Linked DNA regions of Homo sapiens: region 2 is linked to region 1. A link is an interaction called in ENCODE POLR2A ChIA-PET data of the cell type or tissue named here. Cell type or tissue: A673. All regions are shown on one strand.

Evidence for each region. Peaks named below come from ENCODE experiments on the same cell type or tissue, not always from the same donor. Only the 100,000 strongest peaks of a DNase experiment are listed, where the experiment ranks them.
Region 2: POLR2A ChIA-PET joins it to region 1 with 7 read pairs; 2 of 35 experiments call an interaction of 5 or more read pairs at or near these places.

Annotation. Positions count from the first base shown.
Region 1 is chr7:69,410,714-69,414,713 of GRCh38, forward strand. No RefSeq gene overlaps it. Among named protein-coding and RNA genes, the nearest start is that of CT66, 180 kb to the right of the region's middle. In A673, no CTCF peak of the experiment used is centred here; a DNase peak (open chromatin) is centred at 2,088.
Region 2 is chr7:69,284,650-69,288,649 of GRCh38, forward strand. It overlaps LOC105375345 (a long non-coding RNA gene), which reads right to left. Exons shown (of 4, transcript XR_927650.3): 3 at 1,501-1,659. Among named protein-coding and RNA genes, the nearest start is that of CT66, 310 kb to the right of the region's middle. In A673, no CTCF peak of the experiment used is centred here; no DNase peak of the experiment used is centred here.

The DNA.
Region 1 (4,000 bases):
CGACTCTGTAAGTTTCCATCTTTCTTCCCTGCTTTATTTTCTACACAGCACTTATCACTAATAAACCACATTTTATTTTTTATCTATGTCTCTCCTGACTGGAGCTCAAAAAGACAAAGATTGTTTTTGGGTTTTTTGGTTTTGTGTTTTGTTTTTTGTTTTGAGACAGAGTCTCACTCTGTCGCCCAGGCTGAGTTCGGTGGCGCAACCTCGGCTCACTGCAACCTCCACCTCCCGGGTCCAAGCGATTCTCCTGCCTCAGCCTCCCAAGTAGCTGGGATCACAGGGGTCCACTACCATGCCTGACTACTTTTTGTATTTTTAGTGGAGATGGGGTTTCACCATGTTGGCTAGGCTGGTCTCGAATTCCTGACCTCAGGTAATCCACCCTCCTGGTGCTCCCAAAGTGCTGAGATTACAGGCATGAGCCACAGAGCCCAGCCCACTTCTGGTTTTTAAATGGAAATTGATGACCTCAAATGCAGAAGTACAGACAAACCCTCTCTCGGGTCTCCATCTATGTGGAGGCAAAAAAGACCAAAGTCAGAAGTGCTCGGGGCTGCGTGGCCTCCCTCCTCCACCAGGTCCAGCATTTCCCACACTTTGTGGGTCTGATGCTTGATTTTAGCAGCCAGGGTGTATAAGAAAGGAGCGCAGCTGGAGCCATCCTCCCCTCACCACTCGCAGTGGTCCGATGTCTCAGAGCATCCAGAAAAGAATGCAAACACCAATTAATCGGGAGGCTGAGGCAGGAGAATCGCTGGAACCCAAGAGGCGGATGTTGCAGTGTGCTGAGAATGCACCACTGCACTCCAGCCTGGGTGAAAGAGCGAGACTCCATATCAAAACAAACAAACAAACACTCAAACAGGCTTTTATGAGGGCTGTAACCCAATGGACAAGGCGCACTCTCTTAGCCTGGGAATGTCCCTGCTCTGAACCAGTTGCCTTGCCAACAAGCCACATGTTTCCACCCTGCAGAATCCAATTTCTGAGCAATGTGACAGTGACAGGTCCAGAGACATGCTACACACTCCCAAGGTGCCTTTGAACACCTGCTGAATCGTTAAGAACAATGTGTATCTCTGCATGTACTTAGCAACGTGGAACACGCACCAGGAAAATGCACATCACGCTCAGTTTATGCAGCAGCCCCCACCACCCCAGGCCACCCCCAAACATCTTGCAAGCTACAGAGCACACAAGGCTGAGCCACCTTCTTTATCACCATCATTCTCAGAATCACTGCAGACTCACTCCTTAAGTCCCAGATTAAGCATTAATATTAACACCTTAATATTAAGTTATTTAATCCTCACAACAACCCTATGATTTAAATGACTATTATCCCATTTCAGATGGAGGAAGCGAGACCTAGAAAGGGTAGGTAGCGCTGGGTACTGTGGCTCACACCTGTAATCCCACCACTTTGGGAGGCTGAGGCAGGAGGATTGTTTGAGGCCAGAAGTTCGGGGCCAGCCTGGGCAACACAGGGAGACCCCCTCCTCCCTATCTCTACAAAAAGAAAAATCTAAAAATTAGCCGAGTATGGTGGTGTGTACCTGTAGTCCCAGCTACTTGGGAGACTGAGGTGGGAAGATCCTTGAGCCCAGGAGTTGGAGGCTGCAGTGAGCTATGATGGCACCACTGCACTCCAGCCTGGGTGACAGAGCAAGATCATGTCTCTCCAAAAAAAAAAAAAAAAGAAAGAAAGAAAGGGTAAGTAATTATCCAAATTCACACAGCTAGAGAAAAATGACACCAGGATTTAAACCTAGACTGTCTGCCTCCAGAGTTTACCCTCTCAAACATTCCCCTATACTATGACTCTGTAATACTCCTTAAATGTGCAGGTTAAAGATTGTTGTAATTATCTTTGCTGCATAACTACCCACCCAAAAACTTCACAAAGAAAAATACCAAGTTCATTCTGCTCATGGACACAGTGGGTGAGGAATTTGGGCAGGACACCATGGGGACAGCTTGTCTCTGCTCTACCGCGTCTATCCAAGGCATCAGCTACAAAGGCTCAAAGGCTGAGAATGACTCAATGGCTGGGACTGATATCATCTAAAGCTATTGCACTCACGTCACTCTCTACACACGGTCTCTCCATGTGACCTGGGCTGCTCAGCCTGGTGGCTGCTTTCGAGAAGCAAGTGTCCCACAAGGCAGGAAGTAGAAGCTGTTGGTTTCTGAAGACGGATACTGGAATCCAGAGCAGCATCACGTCTGCCGTTTTCTATTGACCAAGCAGTCCCAGAGTCCAGATTCCATGGGAGGGGCAGAGACCCTACCTCTCAAAGAATTTTGTGGCCATTTTTTTAAACCACCAATAAGATCGTTTAGCCTAACTCCTTTATTTATTTATTTATTTATTTATTTATTTATTTATTTATTTTTATTTTTTGAGACAGTCTTGCTCTGTCACCCAGACTGGAATGCAGTGGCACGATCTCGGTTCACTGCAACCTCTGCCTCCCGGGTTCAAGCCATTCTCCTGCGTCAGCCTCCTGAGTAGCTGGAATTATAGGTGTGCACTACCACATCTGGCTAATTTTTGTTATTTTTAGTAGAGACGAGGTTTCACCATGTTGGCCATGCTGGTCTTAAACTCCTGGGCTCAAGTGATCCTCCCACCTCGGCTTTCCAAAGTGCTGGGATTACAGGCATGAGCCACCGCGCCCGGCCAGTCCAATCCCTTTAAATTCTATCTGAACAACTGAAGCTCAGAGAAGTTAAGCAATGTGTCCAAGATCGCATAATTCGTAAAGTGCTAGTGCCAGCATGGAACAGGTGCCTTCAGGTCCGGTCTCTTAACGCTATGCCACTCCGTCTCAATGTGGCTGCACGTTGAAATCACCTGGGGAACTTTAAAGAGTGCTGATGCCCGGGTGCCCCTGCAGAGATTCTGATTTGTTATGACGTGGCCTGGGCATGGGGATCTTTAAAAGCCCCCCAGGGGCTTTAACAGTCTGCAGTGTGAGAACCATGCTCTATGCAGTACCCCCAGTTGGTTCCATACAGGTGAAATCTACCACTGTTTCAGTGTCTCCACATTTGCAGTGGCCTTAGCCTACGATGGAAACAACTACACCAAGAACAGATTTCTGACACCTTCACCTGGTTCACTAACTTCATCCTGAACCTTTGTCCAACACGCCTAACAAATTTTTGTGTTTTTTGTAGAGACAGGGTTTTGCCACGTTGCCCAGGCTGGTCTTGAACTCCTGACCTCAAGCAATCTGCCCACCTCAGCCTCCCAAAGTGCTGGGATTACAGGCATGAGTCCCTGCAACTTACCACCTTCTCTTTCTTGATAATACTTTGTGGGGTTTTTTTGTGGAGGGAGGGATCTTAACCTTTATTTTATTTTATTTTATTTTATTTTATTTTATTTTATTTTATTTTATTTTATTTATTTATTTTTTGAGATGGAGTCTCGCTCTGTCACCCAGGCTGGAGTGCAGTGGCGCCACCTTGGCTCAGTGCAAGCTCCGCCTCCCAGGTTCACGCCATTCTCCTGCCTCAGCCTCCCTAGTAGCTGGAACTACAGGCTCCTGCCACCACACCCGGCTATTTTTTGTATTTTTAGTAGAGACAGGGTTAGCCAGAATGGTCTTGATCTCCTGAGCTCGTGATCCACCCACCTCGGCCTCCCAAAGTGCTGAGATTACAGGCATGAGCCACCGCGCCCGGCTGGTCTTAACCTTTATTTTAAGTTCAGGGGTACAAGTATGGGTTTGTGACATAGGTAAACTTGTGTCATGAGGGATTGTTGTACAGATCATTTCATCACCCAGGTATTAAGCCTAGTACTCATTAGTTATTTTTCCTAATCCTCTCCCTCCTCCCACCCTCCACTCTCTGAAAGGTCCCAGTGTGTGCCATTTCCCTCTATTTGTCCACGTGTTCTCATCATTTAGCTACCACTTATAAATGAGAATATGCGATATTTGGTTTTCTGTTCCTGTGTTAGTTCACTAAGGATAATGGCCTC
Region 2 (4,000 bases), 130 kb before region 1:
CTGAAGAATCTGAGGCTCCTAGAGGTTACAAATTTTACTCAAGTCCTTTTCCCCCTCTTTCCCTTCCTTTTCACTCTCCATTATCCTTCATCTCAGTTAAAAAAAATATGTACGCTGGGTGCAGTGGCTCACGCCTGTAATCCCAGCACTTTGGGAGGCTGAGGGGGACGGATCACCCTGAGTTCAGGAGTTTAAGACCAGCTTAGCCAACATGGCAAAACCCCATCTCTACTAAAAATATAAACATTATCCGGGCGTGGTGGTGCATGCCTGTAATCCCAGCTACTCAGGAAAATGATTTGAACCTGGGAGGCGGAGGTTGCAGTGAGCCAAGATCGCACCAGTGTACTCCAGCCTAGCCTGAGCAACAGAGTGAGACTCTGTCTCAAAAAAACAAAATGCAAATACATGAATAGATACACATACAGACATATAGGTAGACGGTCAAAGAGACAGGTACACAGAGGGACAGACAGACTGACAGAAGGTCATACACGAGGATAGTTACATAAATAGAAGAAAGGTAGACAAACACAGATAGATGATAGATAATAGATAGATGATATACAGATAGATAAATAGATGATAGATAGATAGATAGATAGATAGATAGATAGATAGATAGATAGAGACAGATAGAGAGATGATTTGGCTCTGTGTCCCCACCCAAATCTCACTTTGAAGTGTAATTCCCATAATCTCCACATGTCAAGGGCAGGACCAGGTGGAGGTAATTGAATCATGGGGGCAGCTTTCCCCATGCTGTTCTCGTGACAATGAGTGAGTCTCACAAGATCTGATGGTTTTATAAGCATCTTGCATTTCCCCTGCTTTCACTCATTCTCTCTCCTGCCGCCCTGTGAAGAGGTGCCTTCCACCATGATTGTAAGTTTCCTGAGGCCTCCCCAGCCATGTGGAGCTGTAAGTCAATTAATCTTCTTTTCTTTATAAATTAACCAGTCTCGGGCATTTCTTCATAGCAGCTTGAGGACAGACTAATATAGATAGATAGATAGATAGATAGATAGATAGATAGATAGATAGATAGATGATAGATAGATGATACATATATACATACATGGATAGATACATAGATATGATAGATAAATGAGAAAGAGACTGCAATAGCTGGCAAAAATCAACCAAATATCCCCTCCATCTTTTGTCCTTTTTCACATGAAGCTCTCCCATTTGCATTTCTTACTCTACTTCTTCTCCTGTAATCTTCTGCTAGGTGGAATTGTAACTTGATGAAAACTCCATGAGGTAGATTTTAAAGACTGGGAACAATAAGAAGTAGCTAAGAGGGCTGTGTGGTGGCCCAGGTGTCAATCACAACAAATGAGCCAGGGGTGAGAAAGCTCTTCCTTTGTAAACAGTCAGATGAGCCAGGGGGTGGGAAAGCTCTTCCTTTGTAAACAGTCAGGTTCTCACATGTGGGAGGGTGTCAGATCAATTCATAATTCAACAGGGTTTAATGTGCAAGGGGAGGTGCCTTACCATGCATTTGAATTACCCAGAGGACTTCTTAACCCACAGATTGTTAAGCTCTACCCCAAGAGTTTCTGCTTCCACAGATCTGGGTAGGGCCTGAGAATTCACATTTTCTGGATAATGCTGATTGTTGCTGGTCCAGGGACCTCACTTGGAGAACTGCTGCTGTAAAATAATTTTTCAGAGGCTATTTTGGCTACTATGTTGATGTTCAATCATGTCCCTTTTAATTAAATCCTATTATTCAGCATATTTGAAAATGAAGGGCCAGGTGCAGTGGCTCACGCCTGAAATCCCAACACTTTGGGAGGCCGAGGCAATCAGATCACTTGAGGGCAGGAGTTCGAGACCAGCCTGGCCAACATGATGAAACCCCATCTCTACTAAAAATACAAAAATTAGCCGAGCGTGGTGGTGCACACCTGTAATCCCAGCTACTTGGGAAGCTGAGGCAGGAGAATCGCTTGAACCCAGGAGGTGGAGGTTGCGGTGAGCTGAAATCGTGTCATTGCACTCCGGCCCGGGCAACAAGAGTGAAAGTCCTTCTCAAAAAAAAAAAAAAAAAAAAAGGAAAAAGAAAAAGAAAGAAAATTTTGTTTAATACACCCCTAGGCTTCCAAGTTACCAGATCTTTTGGGCCTGAATCAAGAGATGGTTTGACCCTCCCCACAACATCACATTCAAAATCATTCCTCTCAACAGGACAAAATTGGCAGGGAGCCAGTGCAAAATGAAAATGTAGGACCTCTTATTTAAAAATGATTACGAATTTCAAGACAGCGATAGCAGAGCATCAACCAAGTGCCTGACCCTGTGCGACTGTGTAGGTTGCACCCAACCAGTGTTGCTAGACGGAGCTGATAGACCCAACATTCTTGTCCCACTCTGGGGAAGTTCTGTTCTTGTCCAGCATTTTGTGCATGGGATTAAGGGGTGGTCCTTGGGTCCACAGTCTTCCTGGGAGTTCATCAGCTCCAGTACAAACAGTCCTTGCCCTCCATTCATGAGGGGCTCATTTGAAACTGCATCCCACAGGGCTCTCCCTGATCTGATTAAAAACTCAAGGCAGGTGGGTAGAAGAAGAGGCCTCCTAGGAATTTCTCTCTTTTTTCTTTTCTTTTCTTTCTTTTTTTTTTTTTTTTTTTAGACAGAGTCTTACTCTGTCACCCAGGCTGGACTGCAGTGGCACAATCTCAGCTCATTGCAACCTCCACCTCCTGGGTTCAAGTGATTCTTCTGCCTCAGCCTCCTGAGTAGCTGAGACTACAGGCATGCACCACCACACCCGGCAAATCTTTGTATTTTTAGCAGAGACGGGTTTTCACCATGTTGGCCAGGCGGTCTTGAACTCCTGACCTTAAGTGATTCCCCTGCCTCGGCCTCCTAAAGTGCTGGGATTACAGATGTAAGCCACAATGCCTGGCCTCCCCTTAGGAATTTCTCACACTCGCTTCCTCCTCCTGAATGATTGCTAACTCCCTCCAACAGCCATGCGTGCATTTCCTTCCTTCCTTCCATCCTTCCTTCCTTCCTTCCTTCCTTTTTTTGAAATGGAACCTCACTCTTTCTCCCAGGCTGAAGTGCAGTGGAGTGATCATGGCTCACTGCAGCCTTGAATTCCTGGGCTCAAGTGATCCTCCTGCCTCAGCCTCCTGAGTAGCTGGGACTACAGGCATGTGCCACCACACCTGGGTAATTTTTCATTTAAGTTTTTGTAGAGCTAGGGAGTGGCTGTGTTGCCCAGGCTGGTCTTAAACTCCTGGTCGCAAGCAATCCTCCCGCCTCAGCCTCCCAAAGTGCTGGGATTACAGGTGTAAGCCACCACGCCTGGCCTATCTAGCATCTTAAAATTGAATTGAACTGATTTCCAAGCAGATGCCCATGAACATGAGCATTTCCTGTTTGAAGGAAAGAGACAGCGAAGTCTTAAGAACCACACCCTGTTTCTAAAAATGGGTCAGCTCATTACTGGCAGGCATTCTCCGAGGTCTCGAGGGCAAAATAAGCCAAATACAAAATGGCTATTAACTTCCTGAAGTTTCAAACCAGCTGGGGAAATTAGAAAAACTAATAGAAAAATAGATCTTGCAACCCTGAAACCAAAGTAAATGAAAAAGTTTCGAGATGAAGTCCATCACAAGGGAGAGAGTTGCCTCCCCAGGACGGCGTCTCTCTAGAGGGACTGAGTTCCAAACCCCAGTGCAGAAAGGTTGTTAAGGAAAATCAAAGAAGGTTCTGGAATTTGGGTTGCATATTAAAATCACCTAGGGAGCTTTAAAAGGGAAAGACAAAACTGAACCCAGACACTACCACAGGCAATTTGATAAGGATTTTTACTCCATAACTTTTTAACATTTTAGATAGAAAATTTTAAGAACACACAATTTACAGAGATCACCATGATGAACCCTCATGTACCTCATCAAATATCAGTAACTCACAACTACGGATCAATCTTGTGTCAACCTCTGCTTCCACCCACTTCCCTCTCCACCCCAAAATAATA